Regions from separate parts of the Mus musculus genome. Here all the other regions are linked to region 2. Evidence: chromatin loops called from intact Hi-C (ENCODE). Cell type or tissue: left cerebral cortex. All regions are shown on one strand. Region 1 overlaps 4930522L14Rik. Region 2 holds the start of Crlf2 (cytokine receptor-like factor 2). Region 3 holds the start of Gm35315. Region 4 holds the start of AB010352 (cDNA sequence AB010352).

Region 1 (8,000 bases), 190 kb after region 2:
AGGGCACTGCCGCACCTAATACCCACTAGAGATCTCACACAAACCCAGCCCCAATGAGCCCACACACAAACCAAGGTTGAAGAATAATTTAATGTCTGCTTCCTGCCACATGGATTATAGCACATGATGTAGAATCTGCCCTAGCCACCTGCACACCACCATGCACACTTAAGAATCCTCTGCATCTCAGAAACTCCTTGGCGACCCTGGAACTGAATTTCCCTGAATCACTCCAGTCATTGTGACTGGTGATAGTGGAGAGGAAAAAGGATTTTAATCAAAGATGGCCAAAGGAGGATCCCCATAACCTCATCTCTACCAGTTTCTAAACTATTTGTAAAATTTATCACACAAAACTGAATTTGCAATGAAATGTTCAGAACCTCTACAAACCAGATTTTCAGTTTTGAAATTCATCTTCTGCACACCAAAAGCACTGCTTGTGTGTGCACAGTGGGCAGTGAGATTATAAGCAACACAGCTGCCTATGGCCAGAACTGCAGAACCTCCTCCTCCCCAGGAAATCCACACAGAGGCCAAGGCCTTTTGCCCAGGTTACCACATGTACCAAAAGAAACACAGTCTGGTTCACAGTCCATCACAGTCCAATAAGATTGTTTAGTCAACCTATTCTTCCTGGTGGCTGCCACAATCACAATGGCAAGGCTTGTGGTCTCCCTCACAGCTCTCTGATGAACTGCATCAGAGGAGAATTATGGAAAGGACCTGCAAGCTACTCCTCCTGATTCCTAGACTGCCCAGAGGACAGTAGCAGCTCTCCTACTGGAGAAGTAGAGATGAAATGACTCAGACAGCACAGGCCTTCCAGCTCTCCCCTTCCAGCCCACCCTAGGGGCAGACAGAGCCCTAGTATGGTAAGTTTGTATTTTATTAGAATCTTCTACTCTCCCAGGTGGGGAGAGTTCTTGGGACCGCTTCTAGGAAAAAATGGCAAGAATATTTGGCACTGGGCTAGGTCAAGGAAGTAAGCTCAAAAAAAGTACAGCTGAGGAATGTGTTCCTCATATCTTGTCATACCTTGATCATCTTGATAAGACTCTGAATACATCGACCGGGGAACTTTGTTTACTCTCTTTTTCTTACATTTCTACTTTGTTTATGCCTTAGAACTGACCCTACTCTTTGTTTGTATCCAGGCAGTCAAGGTGGGTCAGGGTCTGTTGGCAGATTTCCCAGTCTGATGAGGCATGGAATGATAAGAGGAGGTATACCTGAGGCTCAAGGGAGGTGCCTCTGGAAAAGTACGGATAGTCTGTGTATATTTCAGGAAATTGTTTCTGTTAGCTTGTGGCTTTGCTTTCCAAGGTTCTGTGGGGTATAAAAAGACTATGAAACATAAACTCAAGGCTGGTGGTTGCTGCTGGTGCTGCTGCAGCAGTATTAGCCAGCAGTTCTCCCAAATCTAACTCTTGGCTTTGCATCTTCCTTCTACCTCCTATTTTGTTCCTTGCTCCCCCATCAGAGACTGTTTGACTCATGCTGGGGCGTCCAGTACAAGGACAGAAACTCCACTCAAGGATCTCTTTCTCCTCCGTCCCTGTTTCTCTCCTGTCTGCTGTTAGGGGGTGAAACAGTTGCGGGGGTCACGGAAGGGGGTTAAGGGAGGGGAAAAAGAAGACACCATAAAGTAGCAAAGACCAGCTACACTGATTAAGGCTAAAGAGGAGCCAGACTAGGATGGATTTTGCATTCCACATATGCTGCCACCCTTAAGTCTCTTCTAGGTTCAGGTTCCAGGTTAAGTTTTGAACAACTTAAATACAGACTGGAGACTGTAAGTCTAGCCACTAAGACACATGGGAAATTTGCACAGCAAGCATATTCCAGGATCATTTCTTAAGGACACCAGTGCCCTACCACAGCAGGTTAGTGACAGTGTCCTAAGTGGAAGGTTCCAGATGATGAAAAACATCAGAAAAGGAAAAGTATAAAAGCTGGGGTGGGGAGGTCTTACACAAGCTATGGCTTATGCTAAGTCAGCTTCTTAAGAATACCATCTTGTACACAGTTGACATGAGGGAAAGGGAAGGAGATGGGAGACACCTCTGAAGTCAGCAGAAAGATGAAGAAAGTATGAAGTCTGCAGAAACATCAGACAATGGGACACACTCAGGAGAAGGCTAATCAAACACTGCTGCACAAGTGAAAACTCAATGGTTCTCAAAAACATTTCTGACCAAACGTCTAGTGGCCTTGGAACTGATAACCACAGCCCCATATGGTGGGAAGTTGTGCTCTCAGTATCTGATTCAACCCCTCCCAAAGGCCCTGCCCCAGACCATTCCCAGCTCCCAAGCACATTCCAGGTTTTAGAGAAGGAGCTCTGCAAATGCACCCAAGAGGAGGAGATGTCAGGGAAGAGTCAGACTCGGGGCTGAAATCAAACAATAGAAACAAATAGAACTATATACAGAATCAACAAGACCTGGAGCTGTTTCTTTGAGAAAATCAACTAGATAAACCAGACTCACCAGAGGGCACAGAGACAGTATCCTAATTAATAAAATCAGAAAAATAAAATCAGAAATGTAAAAGGAGGATATAACAGTGAAATATATCTTAAAATAATTATTCTCTTTTAAAAATATTAACAATTGAAAATATTAAAAATGTTCTACAAAACAAAAACAAAAAACGAAGTAAAGGAGCCCTGTTTTCTCTCTATACCCAGGGCCTCAGGGAAAGCTCCCAAGGACTAGGCCCAGGCTGTGAATGGCTCTGCCAAGCTTGTTCCTGGGTTTCAGAAGGAGCTGTGTCCTGCTCCAGACAAGGGGACCTCAGGGAAAGTGTAGCTGGATCAGGCCTACACACAATGCAATGGTTGTGGGTTTTTTGTTTTCTTTTCTTTTCTTTTGTTTTTTTAAGTTTTCAAATGGTTGTCACTAGTGTGGCAGAACTATGCTTTTCTCAAGAAGAAAACTGAACCTTATGGCACAAGAGGCCTTGCTGTTGGTTGTGATCCTGTAATGCCCCATTGAGCTGCTGGTTAGAGGCCTGCTCTTTGATAAGGAGATGGGCCTAGTGTCAGATTATAAATCGTTTGTTTCCTTTGTTATGATTTCTGGACAATGCTGGTGAACAAGCATGTGTATCCTAGCATCCTAACCTCTAACTGCCCTGGCTGGCATAGTACTTATCTGTGAGGTGTGAGGCAGTCCTCCCTCAGCTAAATTCTACTTGGAGTGCCTTACTATTTATTTCCTAAGCTTTACTAAATCCTTTACATCATCAATTCTACTCTTTAACATCACAGCTTGACATTGAATTGCTACCCAGCACAAGAGATGCCTTTTACAACCTCCACAAAATGAACTCCAAATGGATTGTCCACCTTAATCTCAAGTGCTAAGAACAGAACTTGTAGAAAGTCGGACTCTCTGAGTTTGGGATCACGCCAAAGATCTCTCTACACACAAGCCAAATGCTCGGCACAGATGCAGCCCCCACAGTGAAGTTATTCAGACGCTACAGCTGGGTCACGCGAGTGGCTAGGACCTCAGGGGACCTCACAGGTGGCCGCAGATTCCCAAGCAGTTTCGGGAAAGACCCACCCCAGCAGTTTGCGCCGCTCAGACCCCGGTTTCTCCCCATTGTTTTCAGTGACCCTGTACTCACCATGTCGCAACTTCGGAGCTTGACTGAGCACCCTAAACAGCATTCAGTGGCATGACAGAGAGCAGTGAACAGGGGACAAATCAAGTCAGCTCCGCAACTAAGCAAAACAGGCGCCACTGCACCCGGAAAAACCCGCCTTCCTTTTGATTTGCAGTTCCGCCGAGAGACTCTGATTGGCCAACAAGTCTTGAGTGACTGGAGCACCTCCCTTAGGGTTAGAGTGTGCTGAAGGTACGCGGTGTAGAGGTTCTCAGCCCAACAAGCTGCAAGTCCAGACCTGCAGGGATTTCCAATTCTGTAGTATTTGTGTCGATCCTCCAATAGGCTACCGATCTGTCTCCCCGCGCAGCCCCAGGGAGGCCTCACCACTCCCCTGCCATTGCTCTGCCGCTTGCTCCTCCCCTAGGTAGGCAGTGACCCTATGATCGCCAGGGCCTGATGTCAGCCAGAGCTTCCCTCACTCACTAGGTTGTTTGCCTTCTTCCTCCTTGAATCAAGGTAGGGAGCTTGCATAGCCCATTCATTACTCAACCTGCAGGGGATTTATCAATCTGTCCCACAAGCGAAAAGGTGCCCAGAATATTAACAATTAAATTGTGTCATGGGCAAACAATAGTTCTGTTTTCTTGCTGTTGGGATTCAGACCCAGGATCAGAGGCTGATCTGCATATTACTAACACACCAAAGGAGCCATCCACCTGCCTTGAGCAAACTGGGTTTATCTGAAACAGGAACTGGAAATGAATAGGTATTGGGGTGAGAGAAGAATGAAGCCAAGCAAAGGTTCTGATTAAGGCTCAAAGTTTAATAATAAGGTTTGCGTTTATAAAGGGAAAACCTACAAAACCCATCCCCCTCTTCAGCTGCAGTATGTTGTAGAGCAATGTCAGTGCAGGCAGCCAAAACAGCTAAGTTCCCATGAGAACCTGCACCTCAACAAAGACAGATGTCTCTGTCCTGGGTTGTCATGGCGAATGTTCAAGGTCTGCTTAGTCTGCCCAAGGCTGGGAAGGTTAGAGCTGGGCCTCCAGGTTCTCCCAGCACTCCTCAGTCTCCACCTGTTACAGGGCAAGGTTGACAGACCCCACCTTGTACCTTGAACTCCCAGCCCAGCGGCCAGGCTTTCCCTTCCTAGAAGCCCTTTCTACATAATCCAGACATTTTGTACTCTTTGTCTCTCTGTTTCTCTGTCTCGATCTCTCTCCCCTTTCTTCCCTCTCCAGTCTTTCTCCCTCCTTCTCCCTCCACTTCCCCTCCCAATCCCTACTCCCCTGCATTTTTCTCTCCCAGCTAGCCTTGCTGGCTTTTTCTCCCCACCTCTGCTCCTTATTCTCCCACCCCATAACTTCTCTGACCTCCTTGGGACCAGTGAACTCTCTACTTCCTTGGGATCAGTGAATCCTCTAGAGAGCTACCCCTAATAAACCGGAAAATACTCTAATTTCACTTGGGTCGTGTCCTTCAGGCTGGGCTTAGGTAAAGTGCAGCTAGTTTTCAGCTGGTAGGTATGTGAACCCTGGGAGACAAACAGGAACCAGATAACAAACCTGTGGAGCACTGCTGTTAGCCAGCACACCTTCCTCCGTGGGAAGGTGAACACACATTCGCACATAGAACTGTATTAGTGAAGGTTCTCTAGATGAACAGACCTGATAGGAGGAATCTAGGTATGTACAAAGTGGATTTATTGGAATATTTCACAGGCTGTAGTCCAACTAGTCCAACGATGGCTAACTTAGCACGTGTAGGAGTAGGAAACCTAGATGTGAACGTATCCAGACTCCTTCAATAAAATCCCAGTGCTTCCTTTCTTGAAGGAAATCTCTGCCTTGGAATTGACTCCTATTCTCACCTTGCTGACCGGGGAGGGGGGCGGCATCTTTCTCAGTTCTTTCATCTTGTCCTGCATTTAGGCTTTTCCTATAGTCAAACTGACTACATGTGGAATTAACTAAAACTGAAAGATTTTGGGTACTGAGGAGGGTTTTTTTTATTATAGCTTTTTGAACTGTGAAAACACTTCTTTAATTTGGATTTTTTTTTTGAGGTGATAAGACCCCCCTTTACTCTAGGCCACAGCTTCTGGTGGCAGCCTACATAGAGAAAGGACACTGAAGATGGGAGCTGGTTCTCTTTGTCTACTTACCTTACATCTGGCTAACAACTTCCTTCCTTCCTTTTCTCCTGCTTCTTCTTCTTCTTCTTCTTCTTTTTTTTTTTTTTTTTTTTTTGTGTTTGAGACAGGGTTTCTCTGTGTAGCCTTGGCTGTCCTGGAACTCACTCTGTAGACCAGGCTGGCCTCGAACTCAGAAATCCACATGCCTCTGCCTCCCAAGTGCTGGGATTAAAGGCGTGCCACCACTGCCTGCTTGCTTTCTTTCTTCTCTCTCTCTCTCTCTCTCTCTCTCTCTTTCTTTCTTTCTTTCATTCTTTCTTTTCCTGGCATTAAAAATCCAACTTCATTGAAACTCCAGTATATACTGAAGACTGAGACATCCAACCACATTTACTGAACCACACTGGATTCTTCAACTTTCCATTGGTAGACAGCTGCTGTTAGACTGTGAGATATTAAGATAAATTCACTTTCAACATGCATACAGAGATTCATTCTATCAGTTCTGTTCATCAAGCGAATCTTTACTAAAATAGCTGTGTGTGTGCACAGGTTTTTGTTTTTCATCCTTCCCACTGAGAAAGATGTGCCAGCTAACAATAGTGCTCCACAGTGTTTGTCATTTGTTTCCTGCTTTTCTCCCAGCTTGTCTCAGACCTACCAGGGGAAAAGTAGCTGTAGTTTGCCTGAACCCAGCATGAAGGCACAAAACAAAACTCTTGTTTCCTAAAACCCCTCTGTAATTGATAATATTCTGGGCACCCTTCTCCTGTGAGACAGATTAATAACGCCACTACAACTTGAGTACTGGGCTATGCAAGCCATCTACCTTGATTCCCAGAGGAAGAAGTGTCTATTAAGTGCAGGGAGGGGAGCTCAGGCAACCTCTGAAGTCTCCACCTGGTAACACAAGGCCACTGCACACAAAGGGGAGAAGCAGGCAACTAACTGAGCAGTGGAAGCTGGAGTGTTGAGTCCTCCCTGTGGCTGGGTGAGAAGACAGATGGGTGGACAGTTGGAGGGCAGTCACAAGTGCTACTGAAAAGCAAATCTCTGTAGAGAAAGAAAAGGTCTGACTTGGTCAGGAAACACTATGCTGTGTCCCTTCAGCACACTCTAACTCTAAGGGAGGTGTTCAAGACTCACTGGCTAGTCAGGGCCTCCAGGCAGACCTGCCAGGCAGACTAGGTGTGGTGTTCTCCTGGATGCCATGTTGCAGGTTCAGTCCTGTGGCTGAGTAGGCTTGAATGGTACTGTGAGAGATGCCCTGAATGCTGATGTTGGGTGATGGGAAGTGAGTTCAGGCAAGCTCTGAAATTGGGGAGTGGTTAGCACACACTCACTGTCCACAGTCGGGAAGAGCAGCTGGGTAGGCATGGGGAGCTGGTGTGTTGGGTCCTCCCTGGGGCTGGGTGGGAAACTGGTGAGTTGTGGCTGCCTGGGAGGTCTTTTGTGGTTCTAACAATTCTCAGGAACCAGAGGTGGCCTCTGAATAACTTCACTTATTGGGGGCTGAGTCTGTACAAAGCATTTCCATCAGCGGCTCGTGTGTAGAAACATCCTTGACAGGATACCAACCTAGAGAGGCCTAGTTTCTCTAGTGTCTTTTAAAAGTTCTGTGCTTAGCATTTGACATTTAGGTGTAAGATCCATTTGGAGTTAATTTGTGGAGGTTGTAAAAGGCATCTCATGTATTGGGTAGCAATCCAATCTTAAACTCTGATGTGGAAGAGTATAATCAGTGATGGAAAGGATTTACCAATTCTTAGGAGATGGTAAGGTAGAATTTAGATGAGGGAGAACTGCCTCTAGAACATCCCACAGGTAAGTAGTATGCTAACCAAGCCTGTTAGAGATTAAGATACTAGGATACAGATGTTTGTTCACCAGGACTGTTCCTAAATTTGGCTCTAAATCATGATAAAGGATATACCCCTTATTTACAACCAGCTACCAGGCCAATCCTCATATTAAAGAGCAGGCCTCTAACAAGCTGCTCAATGGGACATTACAGGATCACAAGCAACAGTAAGGCTTGGTGAGCCATAAAGGTCTAATTTTCTTGAGAAATGCATAGTTCTGCCACATGGGCAAGATCACACTGGTCTTGAAAGTCTATGAAAAAAAGACAAAACTGTTGTGTTGAGGGCTGGCCTAATCAAGCATACTTTTCTCTGAGGCCCTCATATATGATGAATGATAGCTTTTTCTCAAACCCAGGAACAAGCTTGGCAGAACCAGTAACAAT
Region 2 (8,000 bases):
TGGGCGTCCGCAATCCAGGCCTGCAGCGAAAGGGGTTGTGTGTGTGGAGGGGGGGGGTGGAGGGAAGGGGGTGGGGGGAGGGGGAGGGGAGCGGTGCCTGGAGTCAGGCAGTGGCCCGTGACGCCTGTCACTCCCATCATCCCCCTGCCTCATGCCCTCACTCTCCGGGGACAGGAAGTGACCCCCCACAGCGATCCTGACCCCCCCCCCCCCCCCGCGCACCTGGAAGTTCCCGTGATGCTTCTCAAAGAGTCCAGGGAAGGAGCCGCTGGGGTCAGGGACGCAGGGCAGCAGCGCATCTTTCACCCTGGGGTTCAGGGTCAGGGGTCAGGGTTCACCTGACACCCCCATGCCATGCCCCCGACCCGAACATGACGTCATCACAGTGGTGACGTCATCGCCGTAGACATCGCAATTACCCCACCATGACCCCATGACTCCTCGGAGACCCCTCACCTGCGAAGCCTCAGGGCGGCCAGGAGCAGGGACAGTGTCAGCAGCGCTGCTAGGCCGCAGCCCAGGGGCAGGAGGGGCGGGGCCAGGGCCGGGGATGGGGCGGGGCTTGCGGTACAGGAGGCTAGGGGGGGAAGGTGGGCGGCGCAGGGGTCACCTGTGAGTCGAGTGGCGTGGTGACATCACCAGGGGCACCGCCCACTGCCCGGCAGTCATCCGGGTCACCAATGATGTCATCGCCACCACGCCCACCCACCTGTCAAGCATCCAGGAGCCGATGAGTTCATCTTACCCAGACCCCAACCACCACCCGCCTGTCAGTCACCCAAGTGCACAGGATAATGTCACTGATGATGTAACCCTCGATCACTTCCAAGCCCCGCCCATTCGCTTATCAATCATCCCTGGTATCAATGACGTCATCGCAGGTCACGCCCACCCGTCTTTCAGTCACCCAGGCCCTGCCAACCACCCACCCGCAGTGAAGCCTTGACAACCCCAGGCCAAGCCCTCACCCGCGGATGCTGCCCCGGAAAGCCTTGTCACCGCTGTCCACTCGCTAGGCTGCGCCTCCAGGCCATAGTGCGCGGCCCGGGGCGACGCCCGAACCCGGAAGTCATAGCAGCGTACGGGGTCGAGCCCGCCCACTGTCAAGTCACAGCAGGGCCCTGAGGTCGTCTGCGGAGAGGGGGGGGTTGTAGGGGGTCGGAGGTCACTGGAGGGTTCAGAGGTCACAGTTTGGGGCCAGAGGCGAGAGAGGTCGGGCTGAGGCGGGAAGGATTCAAATGTCATGGGTGGGGTCAAAGGCCATGCATCTATTGTTAGGGTTGGAAAACGCAGTGTGCGGGGGCAGGAGGTCGCAGGTGGGGTCAGAGGTCACGGAGGGGCCGGCCCTGCCCCCCATGAATTCACTCGCCTGCCAGGCGTCCTCATCGTCATTGCTCTCCCGGTGCTGCACCTCGTAGTCCAGGCCCAGGTAGGAGTGGGCAGGCCAGGAGACAGTCACGTCCCCGTCTGGTGTCCAGAGCAGCGTCACATTCCAAGGTGGGCGGGGCTTCACTGCGGTGGGGAAGGTGGGGGTGGGAGGAGCTGCTGTGACCTCATTTGGCTTAATCCACACCCACCGAGAGTCTGGGTGTTGTGGCGGTGACATCACTTTCTGTCCCACCCCCGCCTGTTTCATGAAGGCCATGCCCATCGGGATGAGGGAAGGGGCGCACTTCAGAGAGCAGGACACGCCTACTTCCCATTCCTAAGAACCACTTTCTGTCTATGCTCCGCCCACCGGAGTCCAAAGGCGCAGCTGTGACATCATCAGAGCACTGCCTAACCCCTGGAGCCCAATTCCGGTATCAAAGACCAACTTCCCGTCTAAGCGCCGCCCAGTTCCTGTTTGCCCCACTCAGTGGGAGTTGAAGAGACATCATCAGGCAACTTCCTGCGTACTTCCGCCCAAGGCCCCGCCCCCTCCCTCCATGTCACGCCCACACCACTCACGCCAGGCGGACGCGCGCTGCCTAGCCTTAAACACCATGGCCCCGCCTCCGTCGCGCAGTGCCAGCTCCAGCAGCCCCGCCCTCGCCGCGGGGAGGATGCACCCGGAAGTGACACCAGCGCCGGACAGGAAATATCGCGGGCAGGGTTGCAGGGCGCCAGTGCCATAACTGCAGAGTCGGGGATTAAGGGGGAAGGATCAGCTGGATGGGAAGTGATGGACCAGAAGTCCCGCCCACGAGCATCTGAATTTCAACACCTCAAACAGAAAGTGATGGGCAGAAAGGAAGTACCGCTCCTTCCTGTCATTCATCAGAGTCTGAAAGGAAGTACCGTCCCTAATCATTTGTCAATCATTAATTAGACAGGAAGTCCCGCCCACTCTTTCAGGCGTTTAAAAGAATGAACAGCAAGTGAGTGAAGAGGAATGAGAGGAAATCCCGCCCCCTCCCATATATCATTCAATGATTCCGACAGGAAGTCACAGACCAGAAGTTCTGCCCCGCCCCCCTTCACTCACCGGAACTCCAGGCTCAAGTTGGCGCCGTGGTGGTCGGGGCCCGAGCCCCACGTGACCTCCACCGTCTCCAGGTCATGGCAGACGACTGTGACATCACCTGCGGGGGCAGGGCGGGGATCAGGGGAGCAGCCCGTGACGTCAGCGCGTTCCAGAAGAGCCATCGCAGCCATTTCCCTGACTCAGACCCTTGGCTAGGGCGCTGGGAGCAGGCCGGGCCTCATTTGCATATGCACTAGGCAGGGGAAGACAGAGGAAGACATTCTGGCTCGTACGCAAATATAGGGAATGAATATGTAAACGAGAGGCCCAAGAACTGTAGCGGTGGGCGACACCTCATTTGCATATTCACAAACAGAGAAAAGGAAAAGGATTGGGGGCTCATGAATATGGAAAGCGCTTCTCGAATATGCAAATGAGCAGCTAGCAAGTCGGAGCCTCATTTGAATATACATGATCGCAAAGAAAGCGGTAGGGAAGCGGGGCTCACCACTATGCAAAGCGACCAATGGATACACAAATGAGCAGGCAGTGAACCAGAGTGGAGATGGACTGGGGAAGCATTCTTTGCATATTCATGAGGGGAAAAGGATGGAAGACTTTGTGGCTGGTGCATATGAGAATAGCAGTATATGATGAGGAGCGGGCAGATTCAATTTCGGAGATCTGAGGTCTCATCTGCATATTCATGATCAGGGACGTTGGAGCAAGACGTTGAGGCTTGTGCATATGTAAATCGTGGGGAAAATATGCAAATGCATAGTGATCCATATGGACAGGGCATCAATTCTATATTCATGAGGGGATGGAAGACAGAAATACATCGCTCATGAATATGTGTATCTCCCGATGGATATGCAAATGAGAAGCGATGAGTGAGAACTCGGTAGGGGCGAAGCGTTATTTGCATATAAGCGGGAAAGCTGTATATGAATATGCAAAGAAGGAGCGGCCCAGAGGCCTTATTTGCATATTCAGGAGGAGGAGCGAGATTGTGGCGGCAGCACTATGCTAATGAGGTCAAGGCGGGGTTTAGGTCTCATTTGCATATTACTGAGGAGAAAGCGCCGAGCGTAGGGGGGGAGGGCGGGGCTCATGCATACGCAAAGATCAAAATGAATATGCAAACGAAGCGCTATCCGATCGCCCTTAGGAGGGCCAGAGGCCTTATTTGCATATTCATGATGGGACGAAAAGCAATGATGGGACGAAAAGCAACTTGGTAGCTCTTGCTCGGGCCCCGCCCACCGCGGCGATTGACAGGCAGCCCCGCCCCCGCTCACTCCTCACCCCGTGACGTCACCGCCGCCGCCGCCGCTGCCGCCGCAAGGAGCCGAGGCAGGAGGATGACCGCGAGTGCCCATGCCATGTCGCCGGCGGGGCCGCGGACGCTGCAGTGATTGACAGCTGGTTCGGTCCGAGCCGGTCCGAGTCGAGGGCGCCCAGGCCGCTTAGAGCCGAAAACGGGAAGCCGGGGGCGGGGGTTGGGGCGACGGGGCGGGGCCACGGCAATAAACGGATGCGGCGACTCACCGACATGGGCGTGGCCCGGCTTCCTCTTCCCATCAATCACCCGGATAGGGGGAAGCGGGGGGGGGGCGGGGGGGGGGGGGTGGACTCCGCGTGCGCCCCGACCACGCCCCTCGCGGCCTGTCCCCGCCCCCAAACCTCCAAGGCCCCGCCCCCGCCCATCTAATCTGCCCGGCTCTTGTGGTGCTTTTTAAGGCTTACTTGTAAATAATAAAAATTGTGTGTCTTTTATCCAAAAACAGAAGGGAGGTGTTGCTCCCATATGTCTGTTCCTCTCTACTTCTTTGTTCTGTCATTTGGTTGCACATTGACCTCACCAAGATGGAGGTGGCTGGCCATCGTGTGACTTTCTGTTCCAGGTCACTTCTGCTTCTCCCTTTCCCAGTCTCTAGGTGGCCCAGCACAAAAGTAAATCGCTTTGTTGAAACTTAAATGGTATGTAAATATTAGATAATAGTGAACATATCTTTTTCTTTGTCTTAACAAAAGTCGTACTTAATCATACAAAGATTTTAAGTAATATACAAATTTGAACTTACAAACAGGGCAGCACTGTGCATTGTTACACCAATTACTAAAGTTTGGTGGAAAATGGTTTCATTCATAAGGACACAAACCTGAAGATGTTGAGAACCGGGGATCTCAATTGAGAAATGGCTACCATCATATTGACCTGTGGTTTTGTGAGTAAGCCATGTACTTAATTAATGATTAATATAAGGTTACCCTACTTTCTGTGAACAGTGACACCTCTAGGTGCGTTGTTCTTGTGATTTTGAGGCCAGCCTGGTCTACAAAGTGAGTTCCAGGACAGCCAGGGCTACACAGAGAAACCCTGTCTCAAAAAACCAAAAAAAAAAAAAAAAAAAGAAAGAAAAGAAAGAAAGAAAGAAAAAAGAAAGGGCACTGCAGCCCTTCCAGTCGGCACCAGCTCCGGGTCACCTTGTGCACAAACTCTGCAGACGGTCCCATGGTCCCCAGAGGACTCTCCACACAATCTTAGGATCACTGGTGAGTGGAACAAAACATCTGTTCCTGCTGCAGACAAACCTCAATTGGGTCATCGATCTGCAGGGAACGAGGTTCCAGTACTTACAGGCAAGCAAGGAGTTGGCATGGATAACAAATAAATATGGACACAAGGGAGTGTGTATCTGGATTATTTTCTCAAAGCAAGCACCAGTCTTTTTGTTTGGTTGGTTTTTGTTTTTTGATTTTTTTTCGAGACAGGGTTTCTTTGTATAGCCCTGGCTGTCCTGGAACTCACTTTGTAGACCAAGCTGGCCTCAAACTCAGAAATCCACCTGCCTCTGCCTCCCCAGTGCTGGGATTAGAGGCGTGTGCCACCACGCTCAGCACCAGTCTTATAATACAGAAGAAAAACAAGAAAGCTGATGGATACATTCATCAAGGTACACTGTTTCTTAACACAAAACAAAGAAAATGCATACATAAAAAGATGGCGGGAGCCAGGCAGTGTTTACAACTGAGAATAGGAACAACCCTAATTAAGATCAGCTAAACACAGGAGCCAGGTGAATGCTCTGATGCAATGCTAGTCTATTGTTAAACCCACCACCAGGGCTCCTTTAGTAAATACCTGATTATCCTATTCCTCTGGGCCTAGTGAACAACTTGCACCAGGGGAATTCCATTTTACTAACCCTTTCATGAATAATACCGCAACCCACCTATTTCCTAGGCCATTGTGTATTCCTGTTTATGGATGTGACTTGGCTATTGTTTTAAGTAATTACTATGCAGACTAGCCTTGAGCTTTTCTAGCTCTGTTCTAGTAAATAGTAATGCCTGATTATTTTCACTGTCTCTACTAGAGGTAAATTTGAATGTTACTGAATAGGAAACATTCTTACTGAATTGCAAGCTCAGGGTAGGCTTCAAGGACTTTCTAGGACATTGGAACACTGGTAGAGGCTTATCTATATGTCAAAATCAATCCTTAAAGGCACTTAAAACAATACAGAAAGAAAGCACAGGGATCCATACACCAGACTAACTCGGGGACAGGTTTTGAGTGTATGTGCTATGGGAATGCCAAGGTTCCAGGAGGCTAAGTTTCCGTAAAACTCTTTGCCTCATGACTGCTTCCAGGCTTTTAGGCCTGTCATGCAGACTTCACTGGAGTGGATGTAGCATGTTCCAAAACAATCTTGATGGGCCTGTGACAGCAGGAGCAAGGACACAGGAGCCCTGACTGACCAGCGGTCGGGTTCCTTCTGATAGGTGCTGGTATACCTTGGTTTCAAACACACCAGACAGCCCTATGGTCCCCAGAGGAGACACCACTTCCAGGCACTGTAACGCGACCAGGATCTTAGGATTCCAGGATCCCAGGATAACAGGAGCTTGGTCACACCAGGATCTCAGGCTCTCAGAGGAAGCTTGACTGCCAAGAACTCTGACACACCCAGAATCTCAGGTCTACAGGAGCCCAAAATCATAGAGAAAGCTGGACTCTGAGGAGTCCTGAATCAACCGGGATTATAGGAAGGACAGGCTCCAATCAGATATACTGAGGGCAGCAAGCACTTGAGATAATCAGATGGCAGAAGGCAAGCATAAGAACAGAAGAACAAAAACCAACATTACTTGGCATCATCAGAACCAAACTCTCCCACCATAGCAAGTCCTGGATACACCATCACACCAGAAAAGCAAGATATGGATCTAAAGTCACTTCCCATGATGATGGTGGAGGACTTTAAGAAGGAAATAAATAACTCCCTTAAAGAAATACAGGAAAACTCAGGTAAACAGCTAGAAGCCCTTAAACAGGAAACACAAAAATCCCTTAAAGAGTTACAGGAAAACACTACCAAGCAGGTGATGGAATTGAACAAAACCATCCAGGATCTAAAAATGGGAGTAGTACTACTTTTAATATTCTATCTTTGTTTTGTGCATTTGGTGTTTTGATTATTATGTGTTGGGAGGAATTTCTTTTCTGCTTCAGTCTATTTGGAGTTCTGTAGGCTTCTTGAATGTTCATGGTTATGTCTTTCTTTAGGGAAGTTTTCTTCTATAATTTTGTTGGAGATATTTACTGGTCCTTTAAGTTGATAATCTTCATTCTCATCTATACCTATTATCCTTAGGTTTGGTCTTCTCATTATGTCCTGAATTTCCTGGGTGTTTTGAGTTAGGATATTTTTGCACTTTGCATTTTTTTTTATTTTTGTGTCCATGTTTTCTATGGAATGTTCTGCAGCTAAGATTCTCTCTTCTATCACTTGTATTCTGTTATTAATACTTGCATCTATGGCTCATGACTTCTTTCCTAGGATTTGTTGTTGTTGTTGTTGTTGTTTCAAGACAGGGTTTCTCTGTATAGCCTAGGCTGTCCTGGAACTCACTTTCTAGACCAGGCTGGCCTTGAACCCAGAAATCCACCTGCCTCTGCCTCCTGAGCGCTGGAATTAAAAGGCATGTGCCAACACGCCCGGCTTTCCTAGGATTTCTTTCTACAGTGTTGTCTCCCTTTGTGATTTCTTTATTGTTTCTATTTCCATTTTTAGATCCTGGATGGTTTTGTTTAATTCCATCACCTGTTTGGTTGTGTTTTCCTGTAATTCTTTAAGGGCTTTTTTTTTGTTTCCTCTTTAAGGACTTCTACCTGTTTAGCTGTGTTCTCCTGTATTTCTTTAAGGGAGTTATTAATGTCCTTTATAAAATAGTCTACCAGCATCATGAGATATGATTTTAAATCCGAAGCTTGCTTTTCCGGTGTGTCGGGGTATCCAGGACTTGCTATGGTGGGAGTACTGGGTTCTGATGATGCCAAGTAGTCTTGGTTTCTGTTGGTAAGATTCTTACATTTGTTTTTTGCCGTCTGTTAATCTCTGGTTTTAAGATGTTCCAGCTGTCTCTGGCTGGAGCTTGTTCCTCCTGTAAGTCTGTTAGCCTGTGTCAGCACTCCTGGGTGACAAGCTCTCTCCTGGCAAAACCAGTGCAAGAGGGCTACAGGACAGCCCCACCTCGTGGCTAC
Region 3 (8,000 bases), 540 kb after region 2:
CCTTGTTTCTCTCCTATCTAGTGGTAGGGGGGTTGAAACTAAGGGCCATTGGGGGTGGATTAAGGGTGGAGAAAAAAAAAGAAACCATAAAGTAGCAATGACCAGCTAGGTTGGTTAATGCTAATAGAGGAGCCAGCCTAGGACAGATTTTGCATTCCACATATGCTGTCACCCTTAAGTCTCTTTTAGGTTCAGGTTCCAGGTTAGGTTTTGAACAACTTAAATACAGACTGGAGACTGCAAGTCTAGCCACTAAGACACATGGGAAATTTACACAGCAAGAGGAAGGTCCCAGACGATGAAAAACATAGGAGAAGAACGTAGAAAGTATAAAAGCTGGGGTGGGGAGGTCTTGCACAAGCTGTGTCTTATGCTAAGTAAGCTTCCTAAGAAGAATAACATCAGGCTGGAGAGATGGCTCAGAGGTTAAGAGCACTGACTGCTCTTCCAAAGGCCCTGAGTTCAATTCCCAGCAACCACGTGGTGGCTCACAACCATCCATAATAGAATCTGATATCCTCTTCTGGTGTGTGTCTGAGACAGCTATAGTGTACAAATGTATATTAAATAAATACGTTTTTAAAAGAAAAAAGAATACCCTACTTACATGGGGGAAATGGAAGGAAACAGGAGACTTCTGTGAAGTCAGCAGAAGCATCATCGAATGGGACGCACTCAGGTGAAGTCTAAACAAACACTGCTGCGCGAGGGGAACTCAATGTAAATCAGAAACACTACTGACCAAGCCTCTAGTGGCCTTGGAATTGATAACCACAGCCCCATATGGTGGGAAGTTGTGCTCTCAGAATCTGATTCAACCCCTCCCAAAGGCCCTGCCCCACACCATTACCACCAGCTCCTAAGCACATTCCAGGTTTTAGAGAAGGAGCCCTGTTTTCTCTATACCCAGGGCCTCAGGGAAAGCTCCCAAGGACTAGGCCTTAAATTGTGACTGGCTCTGCCAAGCATGTTCCTGGGTTTCAGAAGGAGTTGTGTCATTCTCCGTACACGTGGACTTCAGAGAAAGAAAGCCTTACTTGATCAGGCCAGCATTCAACACAACAGTGGTGTTTGTTTGTTTGTTTGTTTTTGTTTTTTTGGTTTTCGAGACAGGGTTTCTCTGTGTAGCCCTGGCTGTCCTGGAATTCACTTTGTAGACCAGGTTGGCCTTGAACTCAGAAATGGGCCTGCCTCTGCCTCCTGAGTTTGTTTCTTAAACTTTTCAAATGTCTGTCACCAGGTGTCATCTTGCCCATGTGGCAAAACTATGCTTTTCTCAAGAAAAAAACTGAAACTTTATGGCACACTAGGCCCTAATTAACATTGGTTATGATCCTGTAATGCCCCATTAAGCAGCTGGTTAGAGGCCTGCTCTTTGATATGGGGATGGGATTGGTGGCTGGTTGTAAATCAGGGTTGTTTCCTTTATTATGGTTTGGAGCCATATTTCTGGACAATCCTGGTGAATAAACATGTGTATCCTAACATCCTAATTTCTAACAGGCCTGGTTAGCATATTATTCATCTATGGGATGTGTTAAATGCAGTCCACCCTTAGATAAATTCTACTTAGAGTGCCTTACTATCTCCTAAGCTTTAGTAAATCCTTTACATCATCAATCCTGTACTTTTACATCACAGATTGATATTGGATTGCTACCCAGCACACAACCTCCACAAAATTAACTCCAAATGGATTGTCCACCTTAATGTCAAATGCTAACAACAGAACTTGTAGAAACTAGGACTCTCTGAGTTTGGGATCAAGCTAAAGATCTTTTTACACACAAGCCACTATTTCAAATGCTCTTCGCAGATGCAGTCCCCACAATGAAGTTATTCAGAGGCTTGGTCTAGCAATTGTCTAGGACCACAAGGGACCTCATAGGTGGCCGCACCTGACCTCATAGGTGGCCCCATCTGGCGGCCCGGGCGGGGGGGAGGGGGGGCAGGGAGGCGGGAACCCACACAGCAGCTCCCACTGCCCAGCCCCTTGCTCCTCCCGGTTGTTGGCAGTGACCCTGTGCTCACCATGCCGCAACTTTAAAGCTTGCCAGAGCGCGAGTCACAGCATCCAGAGTCAGAACAGAGGACCATTCAAGCCTGCTCAGCTACTAAGAGGAACCCTCCGCGTGGCTCGCAGAAGAACCCGCCTCCTCTTCTGACTGGCACGCCCGAAGGCTTTGATTGGCCAGTGATTCTTGAGTGACATGAGAATCTCTCTTAGGGTTAGAGTGTGCGGAAGAGACGCGATAAAGAGGTTCTCAGCCCAGGCTTCCAGTCCGGGGCCCGACCTTTTCCAGATCTACCGAGATATGCATTTATGTAACACTTGTGCCTGTCCTCCAATAGCCTACCCATCTGTCTCTCTGCGCAGCCCCAGAGAGGATTCCACCTACCACTGCTCAGCAGCCCGCTCCTCCCCTCTGTGGGCAGTGACCCTGTGCTCACCAGGTTCTGACTTCAGCCTGAGCTCCCCTCACAGCACTCAGTTGGTTCTTTCCCTTCTTACTCCGGAATCAAGGTAGATAGCTTGCATAGCCCATTACTCAATTTGCAGGGGAGTTATCAATCTGCCCAAGTGGAAGGGTGCCCAGGATATTAGCAATTAAAGAGAGATTTTAGGAAACAAGATGTTTGTTTTGTGGCTGGGACAAGCGGCTGAAATGCGCACTGAATAGCAAAGCTGGCCGGACCTATCCCAGAACTCTGCATTCTCCACCTGTTACAGGGCATGGCTGGCATACCCTGCTTTGTACCCTGAACTTTCCAGCCCAAGGGCCAGGTTTTCCCTCCACCAGAAGCTCTTTCTATGTAATCCAGACATTTTGTGCTCTTTGTCTCGGTTTCTCTGTCTCTGTGTCTCCCTCTCCCCCTCTCCCTCCCTCCCCTTCCCTTTTCCTCTCTCCACTTTTCTTCTTTCTCTCTTACCCCTCCCCATGCCCTGCATTTTTCTCTGCCTGTTTGCCTTTCTTGCTTTTTCTCTCTTTCTCCCCACACCCCTCCTCATTCTCCCTCCCCATAACGACTTCTCTGACCTCCTTGGGACTAGTGAGTCCACTAGAGAGCTGCCCTCAATAAACCTGCAAATACTCCAGTTAGACTTGGGTTGTGTCCTTCATGCTGGGCTTAGTTAAACTGCAGCTAGTTTATCACCACTAGGTGTGAGAACCCTGGGAGAAAAACAAGAAATGGATGACAAACCCTTTGGCGCAATATTGTTAGCCAGCACACCTTCCTCCGTGGGAAGGTGAACACACATTCACACGCAGAGCTGTATTAGTAAAGGTTCTCAGACGAGCAGACCTGATAGGATGAATCTATGTATGTACAAAGTGGATTTATGTCGGGCGTGGTGGCGCACGCCTTTAATCCTAGCACTCAGGAGGCAGAGGCAGGCGGATTTCTGAGTTCGAGGCCAGCTTGGTCTACAAAGTGAGTTCCAGGACAGCCAGGGCTATACAGAGGAAACCCTGCCTCGAACAAACAAACAAAACACACACACAAGTGGATTTCTTAGAATAATTTCCCGGCTGTGGTCCAGCTAGTCTATCTAATAGTGGTTTAGTCTGTGTCTCAGCTGGCCTTCAGTATATACCAGATTTCTGAAGTCGATTCCTGTTACTAATATGCTTTTCCTGTTATTATTATATTCATAATCACTAGGTATTAGTCCACCCTTTAAAGCAAATCTCTGCAGATCTACGAAGATGTACTGTCTTGTAGTGTTGTTGTAGTGATTCTATATAGACAAATAGATGACTTCTTAATTCTTAATGATGATCCTATAACAATTCCTAAAATTAGTGGGACTGCTATTAGGTCCTTTCTAATAGTCAAAACTGCAATGAGAAGAAAAAAAAAAAAAAAGCTGAGCATGGTGGCACACACCTTTAATCCCAGTACTTGGGAGGCAGAGGCAGGCGGATTTCTGAGTTCAAGGCCAGCCTGGTCTACAGCATGAGTTCCAGGACAGCCAGGGCTACACAGAGAAACCCTGTCTCAAAAAACAAAACAAAACAAAACAAACGAACAAACAAAAAACTGCAATGAGAACTTTGCCAGTCTCTGTCACCAATCACTTGCTTTTACTACTCAGAGCACATTTCAAGAGGTTGTAAAACCAAAGGTCATAAAAAGGGAACTAACAATTTATTATAGGTGCTAAGAGAGAGGATAAAATATTGACTGGGTTTATCTATACAAAACTTCACTAATAACTTAGTTATGGTTTTAAACCTTCAGTGAACCTGTGGAGCTGAGACAGGTGATGGATGTCTAGCCAGATAATCACTCCTAATGGATATGCATGTAAACATTCTCTGTTGTAAACTTCTATTTCAATTTATGATTTAAATTATGCATAAACTTGTGATGAACTTTTTTTAGCATGCGATCATGTGTTCTGAAAGATGTCTAAGTGCTGAGGACAGAGAAACATAACCGACCTGAGGAGAACCTTTTAGACAGAACGGGTTTTTTTTTTGTTTTTGTTTTTTTAACAGACAAAGGCTTGTTTTATTTTAATGACTGATCTAAGTGAGGCCACAGCCAGGCCACTATGTACAGACACGAGGCGAGGGAAGCTTTATTTCTTGGTCTCCTCCTCCTTGGACAGAGTCTTGGTGATCTCTTCCTTCTCACCTGGAGGCGCGCGTGCTTCTTAGTCTTAGACCTGCGAGCCTCAGCCTGGTCAGCCAGGAGCTTCTTGTGGGCCTTGTCTGCCTTCAGCTTGTGGATGTGCTCATGAGAATCCACTTGTTTTTGAATACATTCCCTTTGACCTTCAGGTACAGGCTGTGATACATATGGTGGTCAATCTTCTTAGATTCCCGGTATCTCCTGAGAAGCCCACGTAGGATCCTCATCCTTCTCATCCAGGTCACCTTCTCTGGCATCCTAGCGTTGGCAGTACCGTTCCTCTTCCCTATGCCCATATGCCTGCCCTTCCGTCGGGCCAAGGTGTTCTTCCGGCAGCGAGCCCTGGAACGGACAGTCACAGGCTTCTGGATGATCAGCCCAGTTTTGATCGGCTTCCTGATCTGCTGACAGGAGCTGGCATTGGCGATTTCATAGGTCTCATTGGGGTCCAACCAGACTTTCTTTTTCCCTCAGCGGAGGACACTAGAGGCAAGCCTCTTCTGTAGCCTGAGCATACTCATGGCTGCAGACGCAGCAGCGAAAAGAAAGAGTGACAGAATGCTTTTTAGTCAGACCTGAACAGAACTTTTTAGAACAGAACTGAGGATAATTTTTTAGTTAGGACAGGAGAAAACTTTTTTTTTGACAGAACTGAACTCAAGAAGAACTTAGAAGAAAAGGCATAGCATAGGGGAAAAAAGGCATTGAGAGTAAGAGTATTATTGTGACATCAGAGCAGGAGGAGAGAGCAAGGTTAGGAGGATACAGAGTGGAATAACTTAGAAACTGTAAGGTAACATAAAAAAAAACAAAAACAAAAACAAAAACTAAGAGAACAATGCGCAGAATGCAGAGGGAGAGAGGAAAAAAAAAGATGTCGCAGAGAGCAGAAGGAGCAGGCAGGCTTCTCCTTATCAGGGTTTCTCTGTGTAATCCTGGCTGTCCTGGAACTCACTCTGTAGACCAGGCTGGCCTTCCGCCTGCCTCTGCCTCCCAAGTGCTGGGATTAAAGGTGTGCACCACCACTGCCCGGCAGGTCTTTTCTTAATAACAAGGCAGGCTTAGTCTTACTAAAGGAACAAAACTTTCTTCTTACAAACTTGGGTTTAGTTCGTTTACCAGTAAAAGGGTAGATGCTCCTCCTCTTTCAGGAATAACATCAGCAGCTCCTTCAAGCCTCCTATGCCACCAACTGAGGCAACTTCTCTTTCCAAGGAACTTCAGCCCTGGTCCTGGCTCAAGACAGAAGGACCCACCTCTACATTCTGGGCCAGATGTTTGTGCTTAATGCAAGACGCAGTACAGTTTTTTGCTTTACTGAGAGCTGGGCATGGAGGCCCGAAACAATATATCTCGTTAATGGCCTTGGTTTTTGTCTAGCCTTCACTGCCGTTATCCAGGCTCCAGGCTGTGAGACCAGGATGGCTTTACAGGACCACTTCCAGAGAACCCAGCCCATAGCATTCCATAGGTGGGCAGCACCTGAAGTTCCCCAACAAGGTGGGGGCATGACTAGAGGCGGTTGTCCCCATTGACCAGAGTCCTTCTTGGGGACCTTCATTCCCGATTGTCTAAATGGTCTGGGAGATGCTCCTGGGAAAGGTGGAAGTCTTCAAATGGCTGCTGGTATCTGGCTTCAAAGGACCCTTCCTAGGCTGGACATGGAACAACTGACTAACCCAAACCCTAACCTTCCTGAAAGCACAGGAGGTCAGCTGAGAGTACAGGACATCTGCTGGGTACACAGGACACCTGCTGAGGGTACAGGACACCTTCTGGGGCACAGGAGACCTGTAGAGGGCACAGAACACCTACAGATTTCACAGGAGTCCTGCACTGGACCTGCCGGGTCAGAGAATACCTATGAGGGGACTAGACACCTACTAAGGCCCAGGGGACCTGCACTGGGCTCGGGGATACCTGCTGAGGGCACAGGACAAGTGGGTCTCAGGTGTAACCGCCTGCGGCCACACTAACTGGGTTCCTGAGTGGGAGGTCCGAGCTGTACGGAGAGAAATAATGGAGGCCAAGACATGTTTCTGTTCAAGGCCCCCAAGTTTACTAAGAGTCTGTGCTTATAAAGTGGGGAGGCCCACCCACTGCAGATCTATTCTTGATGCCCATTGCCAGCCTGTGCCATCTGCTGCACAGAACTGGTTTGGCAAGTAGGTGTAAATTACTGGATTGCTTGAAGTCTCCATCTCAAGGGCCTCTCAGCAGGTAGCAGTGTCTTGGAGTAGAGCAGAGGCAGGTGGCAGAACAATACAGCCCTCTAAGTCAGAAGGCTCCACCCCAGGTGGTCTCGTACTCAGTGGCAGCAAGGTCTGAATCAGCCTGCTTCAAGGCTGGGGGAGGTTACACTCAGGAAGCACTCAGGGGTTCCCTTGTAACATACAGGGGACTGCTTCCCTGGTTTACCATCAGCAGAGCTCTTAAGTCCTGCACAGGCCTTGGCAGGTGAAGGGGGGAGGGACTGAAAAAGGGAGGGAGGGAGAGAGGAAGGGAGGGTTGCTGGAGGCAGTGACAACCACCCAGTCCTAGACCTCTGGTGGGGGATCCTGCAGAGCCCGGGGGGGGGGGGGGGGAGGGGTAAACAGAAAAGTCTGTGAACCTTTGTGGCATGCGGGGAGCTCCTAGGCAATTCCTGGAACCCCAGGCTCAGGTCCCCCCTGTGCCCCAGTCCACACTTGCCTCTGAGCCCATCCTTCTCCAGCCTGTGTCCCTCCCCAGGCTCGAATTCCTGAAAGAGGAGGAGGAGGGGGAGGAGGAGGAGGAGAAGGAGCCTTGCTGGGCCAGGGAAACAAAAGTTTACCATCCTGTGGCTTTAAAACCACAGCTGGTTAGGATGAAAAGAGTAGATGCCTGGCAGTTTGGCTCTGGAGCCAGGGCAGAGGAATGCAGGGCCTGTAAGGGCTTGACCCTGGAAGGGAAGACCCATCACAGAGCCTTTGGGAACAGCAGCTCCTTGTGGTAGGTTAGAAGAGAGGTTGAACCCTTATTAAAAGTAGATTTCAAAAAAGGTTATGCCTACACACGCATGACTTAACTGCGCTGGCAGTGGAGTCTGATCTGGTGCTTGGTAAGAGAGGGGAAGGGACAAGGGAGGGAGGGAGTCCTCGGGACACGGTGCCTCAGTTTCCCCTCGCCCCAGCTGCCTCGGTGGCCCCCTCCCTTCTAGCTGCCTCAGTTTTCCCCTCTGTATCTCAGATGCTAGCCTGCCCGGCCTGCCAGGATTATGGCTGAAGAATGAGCCAGTCAGAGTTGGTCCCCACCCCACCCCTAATGCAGGGACTAGAGCCGAGCAGGGTAGGAAGAGTGGGTGAAGTCTGCCGCTCAGTGCATAAGAACGTGTTGACCGT
Region 4 (8,000 bases), 310 kb after region 2:
GCCATCACTGGAAAGAGAGGCCCATTGGTCATGCATACTTTATATGCCCCAGTACAGGGGAACGCCAGGGCCACAAACTGGGAGTGGGTGGGTAGGGGAGTTGGGGAGTTGGGGGGAGGGTATGGGGGACTTTTGGGATAGCATTGGAAATGTAAATGAGGAAAATACCTAATAAAAAATATTTAAAAAGGAAAAAATAAACAAGAATGAGATCCTGGTGAAGAGACAGTGATTCTCACACCTCCTACCTCCAACAGTCTCTTTCACAACACCCACGCTCTGTGAACTCTGCTCTGCCTATGTGGAGACTGATGCCATGACATGTCACTGGCATGCCGGCTGCTGGTCTTTGTCTTATGTGTGAAAATCTTCAGTCATGAGGAACAGTTTTCTTCAAAATAGCATCCTCAGGAGGAACAGAAATGACGAGGCCCCACACCACTCCTACCATCAGTAATGGGCCTGTTCTCCACTGGCAGCCACACTGCCCTTCCTCCTTCCTGCCTGTGCTGGGTGATATCAGAAGAATCAAATGCATAAGTCTTTTCTCAGAAGATGAGATTTAAAGGATGTGGCTGAAAGAATAAGAGAAAAGTCTAGGCTAGACAAGCATCTACCACAAGTCCAGCATGGCAGTATAGGGCTTTAATTACTCTAGAATCTTCTTAAGTGTCACCTCTGCATTCTAAAGGACAGGGACAAAGGAAGAGACCTGTGGACATCTGAGCAAACTGTTTACTTAAGAAAGAATTTCTAGTTTTGAAGTCATACCTGCCCAGAAACATTCAGTCTGAACATTCTCCAGGCTGTGCCTCCCTCCACCTGCCTACCTGGACAATGGTTAACTATCACACACAGATTTTATTCCTACCTGTGGCAGTCTGAATGAAAGTGGCCCCCATTGGGCCACACCCGGCTTGTAGCTGTCTTGAGACACACACCAGAAGAAGGCATCAGATCCCATTACAGATGGTTTTGTGCCACCAGGTGGTTGCTGGGAATTCAACTCAGGACCTCTAGAAGAGCAGTCAGTGCTCTTAACTGCTGAGCCATCTCTCCAGCCTTGTTTTTACAAATTTTTATATTATTGAACTCATGGGCTTTTTCACAAGACCATGTGCTCCTTACCTATCTATGAAGTTATGTCTTCTGAGGCCTCTGGGTACCTCAATTTCATATTACAAACTGAAAATATCCTTTACCATTCCCTGAATCTTGCTGACCATTGTCCTGTCTGCTGCTGTTTCCATGTAAATAGCAGGTGGTGAGCTGCATTGAGACCCTGAGAGGGAAGGACTCCAACCCTCTTTCAAAGCACTGACCTGCCATTAAGTTCTGTCTTTTAACCTGTGTCTCATTCTGGGGAAAACAGATTCCTTTATGACATTAGTATTCATACAAAAGCATTTTACTTATTTTATTGTACTGTGGAAAACCAGTAAGTGTCACTATCTCATGTGGACATTAGATCATGTTATAATGTAACTCAGTGCAGATAGCCTACCTGTATGCAGGATACTGTCATGGGGTATTTTTCTATTTGATGGTGTTTAATGATTTAGGTTCTCAATAACTTAGGCTTGCCTACTAGCTATTTACTGACAAACAGAAAAAAGGGGGCTTAAATGTACTGTTAGGGCTCAAAATTTTTAGGTAGGGTAAGGAAATTTCTTTTACATAAGGCATCCTTTGTGATATTAAAAGTCACACAATTCTCTTTTTTTGCAAAATTTAACAAATATATGATGGTTGTAATCAGCACTGTAACCAATACCATATTGACGATGTTGATTCACATTCTTCTACTCTAGTCAAAAGTAAAATCTTTTCATTTCTTACCTATAGCTAATGATGGTGTGAAGAGCAGAATAGATATTTAATTGATAAATATTAAGTAGTTTCTCCTTTTTCTTCATCCATATGCTGTAATGTGTAAGGACAGAGTCGTTTTGCAAACATTCCAAACATGAAACATTCCACCTTCTTATCTTCAGAAAATATATAAAGAATAAAATTAAAGAAAAACATGGCATAAGTTCCTATACTCAGAGCAACCTGCTGCCAAGACATGGAAGGAAGCACAAAATGAACACAGTGGATCACAGAACATGATCTCTTAAGTAAATCTTTTAAAATTTGAAAGTGAAAATTTGTTTAGTTCTTAGAAAACATGAAATTAATGTTTGTCCCAAGGAAAAATGACTACCTTGCCTTTTTAAGCTAAAAGAAAGATTAAAGGTAATTCCAATTTAAAAAACACTATATTTTCAGAGCAAAGATGTGCTAGCACACATCTGCAGTGCTGTAGAGTATAGAGATAAGGGGATCTTATCTGGACAGCTTTGTGCATGTCCTGGACCTCTTATACAACCTCAGTCCCACTGTGTCAGGAGCCATAATGGGACAAGCTAATAACTAGCAGGTGATCATCCTGAAGTGTCCTGCCTCGGATTATTATATAATCTTTGACAGGTGAGCCCTCACTAAGCAAGGCTGTGTGGGACTCATTTTAGGAAAGTTTCCTGCTATTAATATGCTTTTCCTGTTATTAATAAACATATGTAACTACCACTAAGTAGCAGCACATCCCTCTGGAGCAGATCTCTGCAGAGCCACGGAGATGCACTATCTTGTAGAGATGCTGTATAGACAAATAGATAACTAAAGTCTTAATGATGATCCTATAATAATTCCTAAAATTATATTTGTGATTATTAAGCTCTTTTATAATGGGACTACTATTAGGTCCTTTTCTGATCATCAATGTTTCAATGAGAACTCTCCCAGACTCTCAAGTGTCACCAGGTCATTGTTCATAGATAGTAACCAGACTTTCTCCTACTCAGAGCACAGTTCAAGAGGTTGTAAAACAATTTTAAAAAGGTCATAAAAAGGGAACTGATGATTTATTGTAGGTGCTAGGACAGAAGATAGAATACTGACTGGGTTTATCTATACAGAACTTCACTTATAACTTAGTCATGGTTTTAAACCTTCATTGAACCTGTGGAGCTGAGACAGGTGATGGATGTTTGCTAGGTAATCACTCCTAATGGATATGCATGTAAACATTCTCTGTTGTAAACTTCTATTTCAGTTTATGATTTGATTTTCTGTGTGAACTTTTGATGAACTTTTAACATGTGATCATGTATGCTGAATGATGTTTAAGGGCTGAGGACAAAGAGTCAGAACTGAGGGACTGGGGTGAGAGGAACAGAGGTGAGAAGAACTGAGCTGAGAGAGGAACTGAGCTGAGGAGAAGTTTTTAGACAGAACACTTTTTAGGTTAGAAGGAGAATGCAGAATGGAGTAGCTTAGAAATTATAGGTAACATAAAATACTAAGAGAGCAATGTGCAGAATGCAGAGGGAAAGAGGAGAAAAGAAGATGTCCCAGGGAGCAGAAGGAGCAGGCAGTCTTCTCCTAACCATGGGACAGAACAGGTGCCATGGTAAGAACAAGGCAGGTTTAATCTTACTAAAAGAAACAAAGCTTTTTTTCTATACAAACATGGGTTTAATTTATTTAGCATTAAAAAGGTAGAAGCCTTTTCTTTCTCTATGTAATAAAGATTGGAACACATTTTTTTTTTTTTCATCCAGATTGAGTGAATCCTTGCTGCGCCCATGCTTGGTCTTTTGCTCCATATGCATATGTAAGTATGGATGTGTGTGTAAGTATAAAATTGTGAGAATGTCTGCTTGTGTGTGTGTAAGTATGTAATTGTGAGAATGCATGAAAGCTGGGCCCAGCTGGGTTTGAATAAAAATGAATAAATGAGCATGAATGAAGCTCAATATGAATTTATGTGAGATTATGCATATTTGCTTATGTAAAAGTTTTTCCTTCTTAGAGTGTTATTCTCTTCTCCTGGTTCAATAGAAGTCTACTGCTCCAAACTCCCTCCCAGCAGGAGGCATCTGGACAATAGGGCAAAGGGTCTAGCAATTAATCCTTTACTTAATCTCCTGCTGTTTTAGGATGAGGTGCTGAGTGCCAGAAACTGTGATTTCTGGCCTCAGAGGATCACAGAAGGCAGGTCAGCTACAACAGCATAGTAACTTAGACTTAGATAAGTAAACATTTTATTATACAGCAACCCTAAATTTTCGGTGAGACAAAGTCTTACCCTAGAATCTCAAAAGACAAAAGTCTTTCCCTCAGCCTACTCTTCCCCCTCCGCTTCCTCAATAAGACCAAAACCAAAAAAGAAGAAACACCCCACGCTGGGGCTGGCCCACTGCATAACTGCATCCTTTTAAACTGATTATTAAGATTGAAGCAAAAATAAATTACACTATGACTATAACAAACCAGAAATTAATAAGCCTATTAATTTCTATAAACTATTGTTTCCCCAAATCTCTCTTTAATTGTTAATACCCTTCCGCTTATGGGACAGATTGATAACTCCCCTGCAAGTTGAGTAATGGGCTATGCAAGCTCCCTACCTTGATTCAAGGAGGAAGAAGGCAAACAGCCTACTGAGGGAAGCTGTGGCTGAAGTTAGGCCCTGGTGATGACAGGGTCACTGCCCACCTAGGGGAGGAGCAAGCGGCTGAGCAGTGGCAGGTGGAGTGGTGGGGCTTCCCTGCGGTTGCGCGGGGAGACAGATGGGTAGGATATCTGAGGACTCGCACTAGTACTACAGAAATGCAGATCCCCGTAGATCTGGAAGAGGTTGGGCCCTGGACAGAAGCTTGGGCTGAGAACCTCTACACTGTGTACCTTCAGCACACTCTAACCCTAGGGGAGGTACTCGCGTCACTCAAGACTTACTGGCCAATCAGAGCCTTTAGGCGAACCTGCCAGTCAGAAGGGAAGGCGGGGTTTCCGGGTGCCTTGGTGCCGGTTTCGCTTAGTAGCTGAGCAGGCTGTGCTCTCTGTCCTGCCGCTGGATGCTGTGGAGGGTGTTAAGGCAAGCTTCGAAGTTGCGACATGGTGAGTACAAGGTCACTGAAAACAATGGGGAGAAGCAGGGGTCTGAGCAGCGCGAGCTGCTGCGGTGGGTCTTTCCCGGGACTCAGTGGGAATCTGCAACCATGTGTGAGGTCCCCTGAGGTCCTAGCCACTCGCGGGACCCAGCTATAGCCTCTGAATAACTTCACTGTGTGGGATGCATCTGTGCAGAGCATTTGGCCTGTGTGTAGAAAGATCTTTGGCTTGATCCCAAACTCAGAGAGTCCTAGTTTCTACAAGTTCTGTTGTTAGCATTTGACATTAAGGTGGACAATCCATTTGGAGTTAATTTTGTGGAGGTTGTGTGCTGGGTAGCAATCCAATATCAAGCTGTGATGTAAAAGTGCAGGATTGATGATGTAAAGGATTTACTAAAGCTTAGCGGATAGTAAGGCACTCCAAGTAGAATTTAGCTGAGGGTGCACTGCATGTAACACATCCCACAGATAAGTAATGTGCTAACCAGGGCATTTAGAGTATAGGTTACTAGGATACACATGCTTGTTCACCAGGATTGCCCAGATATATGGTTCCAAACCATAACAAAGGAAACAAACTTGATTTACAGCAAGCATCTAGGCCCATCTCCATATCAAAGAGCAGGCCTCTAACCAGCTGCTCAATGAGGCATTACAGGATCACAATCTACAGTAAGGCCTGGTGTGCCATAAAGGTTCTGTTTTCTTCTTGAGAAAAGCATAGTTCTGACACATTGGCAAGATGACACATAGTGACAGCCATGTGAAAGGGGGAAAAAGAAAAGAGAAGAAAACTTTTGTATTATTGAGTACTGGCCTGATCAAGCTGTAATTTCCCTGAGGTCCCCATGTCTGGAGCAGGACACAGCTCCTTCTGAAACCCAGGAACATGCTTGGCTGAGCCAGTCACAGCCTGGGGCCTACTCAACTGGGTCCTTGGGAGCTTACCCTGAGGCCCTGGGTATAGAGATAAAACCAGGGCCTTTTCTAAAATCAGGAATACACTTGGGAGAGCTGGTAATGGTCTGGGCCCAGGGCCTTTGGGAGGAGTTGAATCAGATTCTGAGAGCACAACTTCCCACCATATGGGGCTGTGGTTATCAGTTCCAAGGCCACTAGAAGTTTGGTCAGAAATGTTTTTGAGAAACCCTGAGTTGTCCCTTGTGCAGCAGTGTTTGATTAGCCTTCTCCTGAGTGTGTCCCATTGTCTGATGTTTCTGTAAACTTCATACTTTCTTCATCTTTCTGCTGACTTCAGAGGTGTCTCCCATCTCCTCCCTTTTCCCTCATGTCAATCGTGTACAAGATGGTATTCTTAAGAAGCTGACTTAGCATAAGCCATAGCTTGTGTAAGACCTCCCCACCCCAGCAGAGAATGCTCTGGGGCCTCTGTTTGTAAGTGGGACCAGTAGTAGCTGGAGGGATCAGAAATGTACCAGTTAGGGGTCACTATGGGTTATTTTTGTGGGAGTTGTGAAGTCTGTGTTTATTCCATTTGTATACACATGCAGTCATGGGTAATATTGATCATGTTTACATTTTTCCTGGCTGAGTTTCCTTAGGTCTTTTGATGGAAACTTGACTATAATTTGGGGCTTATGTTCTTGGCTTTTTTCTCTACATCTCATTTTTTCACGAATGTTGTAAAGCTTTGGATTGTTGTAGTTCTGTGATAAGTACGGATAGAATTTACATTGTGCTGAAAGGCTTACTATTTCTTCATCACCCTAGTGACAATTCTGAGGGTTTTTTTTTTTTTTTTTTAACATGGCAGATAGCTTTGGAATCAGCTTTTCTGTTAGGAGTTTTCTTTAGATTGTTTTGAATTTATGCTGCAAATTAGAAATACCCAACATCCCTTTTATTTTTGAAAACCTCCCTATAATGGTGTTTTTTACAGTTGTAAGTATGTGAAACTGAAAATGATGTGAAATCATATACAAAGCTATAGAAAGAGGACTTTAGCATAGACTTTAGGGACACAATACGTTGTTAGGGTTACATAAATGATATCTCACTAAGTGTAACTTAATTGAGAAAACAAAAAGAGTGAAAATAAGACATCGTCCAGAATTGAACAATGAATATGAATGTGGTACAGGATTGTGTATTAGGAATAAACTCTGAAAGCAGTAGGTTGGGATTTTCCATAGATGTCAACTAAAATTAGTTAAGACCACGTTGTGTTATAGTTGATGTAAAATTTTACTTATTTTAATATATATATTCTCATACATTTGGACATAGCACCTACTCCCAAGCAACCCCATTCTACCGAGTCCTCATAACAATGACAGAATTGCCATGGATCCCAGCAGTTTTCTCAGTATAGTTTCCATGCACTTGAAATTAGTTTAAAGAAGAACCAGAATTCTCATGTTCATTGCAGTTGTATTATGGTAGCCTAAATATGAGAATTACCTCAGTGCTCATTTGTTGAGGACAAGCTAGGTGCCTCAAGGTGACATTGTGCTAAAGGAAAGAAGACAATAGTGAAAGTTAAAGGATTAAGTTCTTGTAAAGACTCTCACAGTCAGTGCTCTATTGGTCATAAAAACGACATGTAATTACCGCTTAAGCACTGTTGACCCATTCCTTTTCCCATATAATTTTAATCTTTCGTGCACCCTTATTGTCAGATGGGTATGAGGACTTGAGCCATCTTGTCTTTCTGCAGGTAGCAGTGGAAAATGAAGAGAGACCATTCAGCTCAGTCAGTCAACAGGATCTCAAGGGAGAGCGAGGATTGAAAAGAAGACAGACAACCCTGTAACATGACTCCAGCCAGTGCTGAGGCTGAAGCAGGTCTATTTTTCTCAAGCCTGCTTTTATACCATTTTAAGTACATGCCAATAATATGGTCAGTTCTAGGTCAAGGAATACACAAGCTAATAAGCAAAGTCCAGGAATCATAGTTTTAAGGGGCTTATCAGCAGGACTTAGATAACTCCTTGGCTGAGTTTACCTGGAGCTTTGTATTAGCCCAAATGTAACTATTCTATTCTGAGCCTACTTCCTAAGTCCTAGCCCAAAGTCAGATTCCTACCTGAGCCTACTTCC

Evidence for each region. A loop is a pair of places that touch in the nucleus more often than their neighbours do. Peaks named below come from ENCODE experiments on the same cell type or tissue, not always from the same donor. Only the 100,000 strongest peaks of a DNase experiment are listed, where the experiment ranks them.
Region 1: a loop joins it to region 2, with 4 times the contacts of the local background. A loop is called at or near these places in 2 of 42 quality-filtered maps.
Region 3: a loop joins it to region 2, with 5 times the contacts of the local background. A loop is called at or near these places in 15 of 42 quality-filtered maps.
Region 4: a loop joins it to region 2, with 2.1 times the contacts of the local background. A loop is called at or near these places in 4 of 42 quality-filtered maps.

Annotation. Positions count from the first base shown.
Region 1 is chr5:109,747,959-109,755,958 of GRCm38, forward strand. 4930522L14Rik reads right to left here. Exons shown (of 3, transcript XM_011249625.2): 2 at 3,637-3,913. Among named protein-coding and RNA genes, the nearest start is that of 4930522L14Rik, 45 kb to the right of the region's middle. In left cerebral cortex, no CTCF peak of the experiment used is centred here; DNase peaks (open chromatin) are centred at 3,483, 3,824 and 4,015; H3K4me3 peaks cover 1,076 bases.
Region 2 is chr5:109,555,051-109,563,050 of GRCm38, forward strand. Crlf2 (cytokine receptor-like factor 2) reads right to left here and starts at 3,943. Exons shown (of 8, transcript NM_016715.4): 1 at 3,755-3,943; 2 at 2,468-2,564; 3 at 1,951-2,117; 4 at 1,370-1,512; 5 at 969-1,131; 6 at 457-577; 7 at 223-307; 8 at 1-20. The coding sequence starts at 3,833. In left cerebral cortex, a CTCF peak has its summit at 4,063; DNase peaks (open chromatin) are centred at 426, 775, 2,275, 3,485 and 5 more places; H3K4me3 peaks cover 3,179 bases; H3K27ac peaks cover 2,869 bases.
Region 3 is chr5:110,092,300-110,100,299 of GRCm38, forward strand. It overlaps Gm35315, which reads right to left and starts at 2,499. Exons shown (of 6, transcript XM_017321231.2): 1 at 2,032-2,499; 2 at 608-697. The coding sequence starts at 2,034. It overlaps Plcxd1 (phosphatidylinositol-specific phospholipase C, X domain containing 1), which reads left to right and starts at 7,670. Exons shown (of 8, transcript NM_207279.2): 1 at 7,670-7,720; 2 at 7,849-8,000. The coding sequence starts at 7,888. It also overlaps the pseudogene Gm46940. In left cerebral cortex, CTCF peaks have their summits at 3,165 and 7,635; DNase peaks (open chromatin) are centred at 2,173, 6,797, 7,582 and 7,950; H3K4me3 peaks cover 1,143 bases; H3K27ac peaks cover 1,478 bases.
Region 4 is chr5:109,861,869-109,869,868 of GRCm38, forward strand. It overlaps AB010352 (cDNA sequence AB010352), which reads left to right and starts at 4,843. Exons shown (of 4, transcript NM_001378279.1): 1 at 4,843-4,944. The coding sequence starts at 4,942. It overlaps Gm35089 (a long non-coding RNA gene), which reads right to left and starts at 4,752. Exons shown (of 3, transcript XR_389508.4): 1 at 4,455-4,752; 2 at 1,840-1,988. In left cerebral cortex, a CTCF peak has its summit at 4,670; DNase peaks (open chromatin) are centred at 4,797 and 5,374; H3K4me3 peaks cover 1,354 bases; H3K27ac peaks cover 1,029 bases.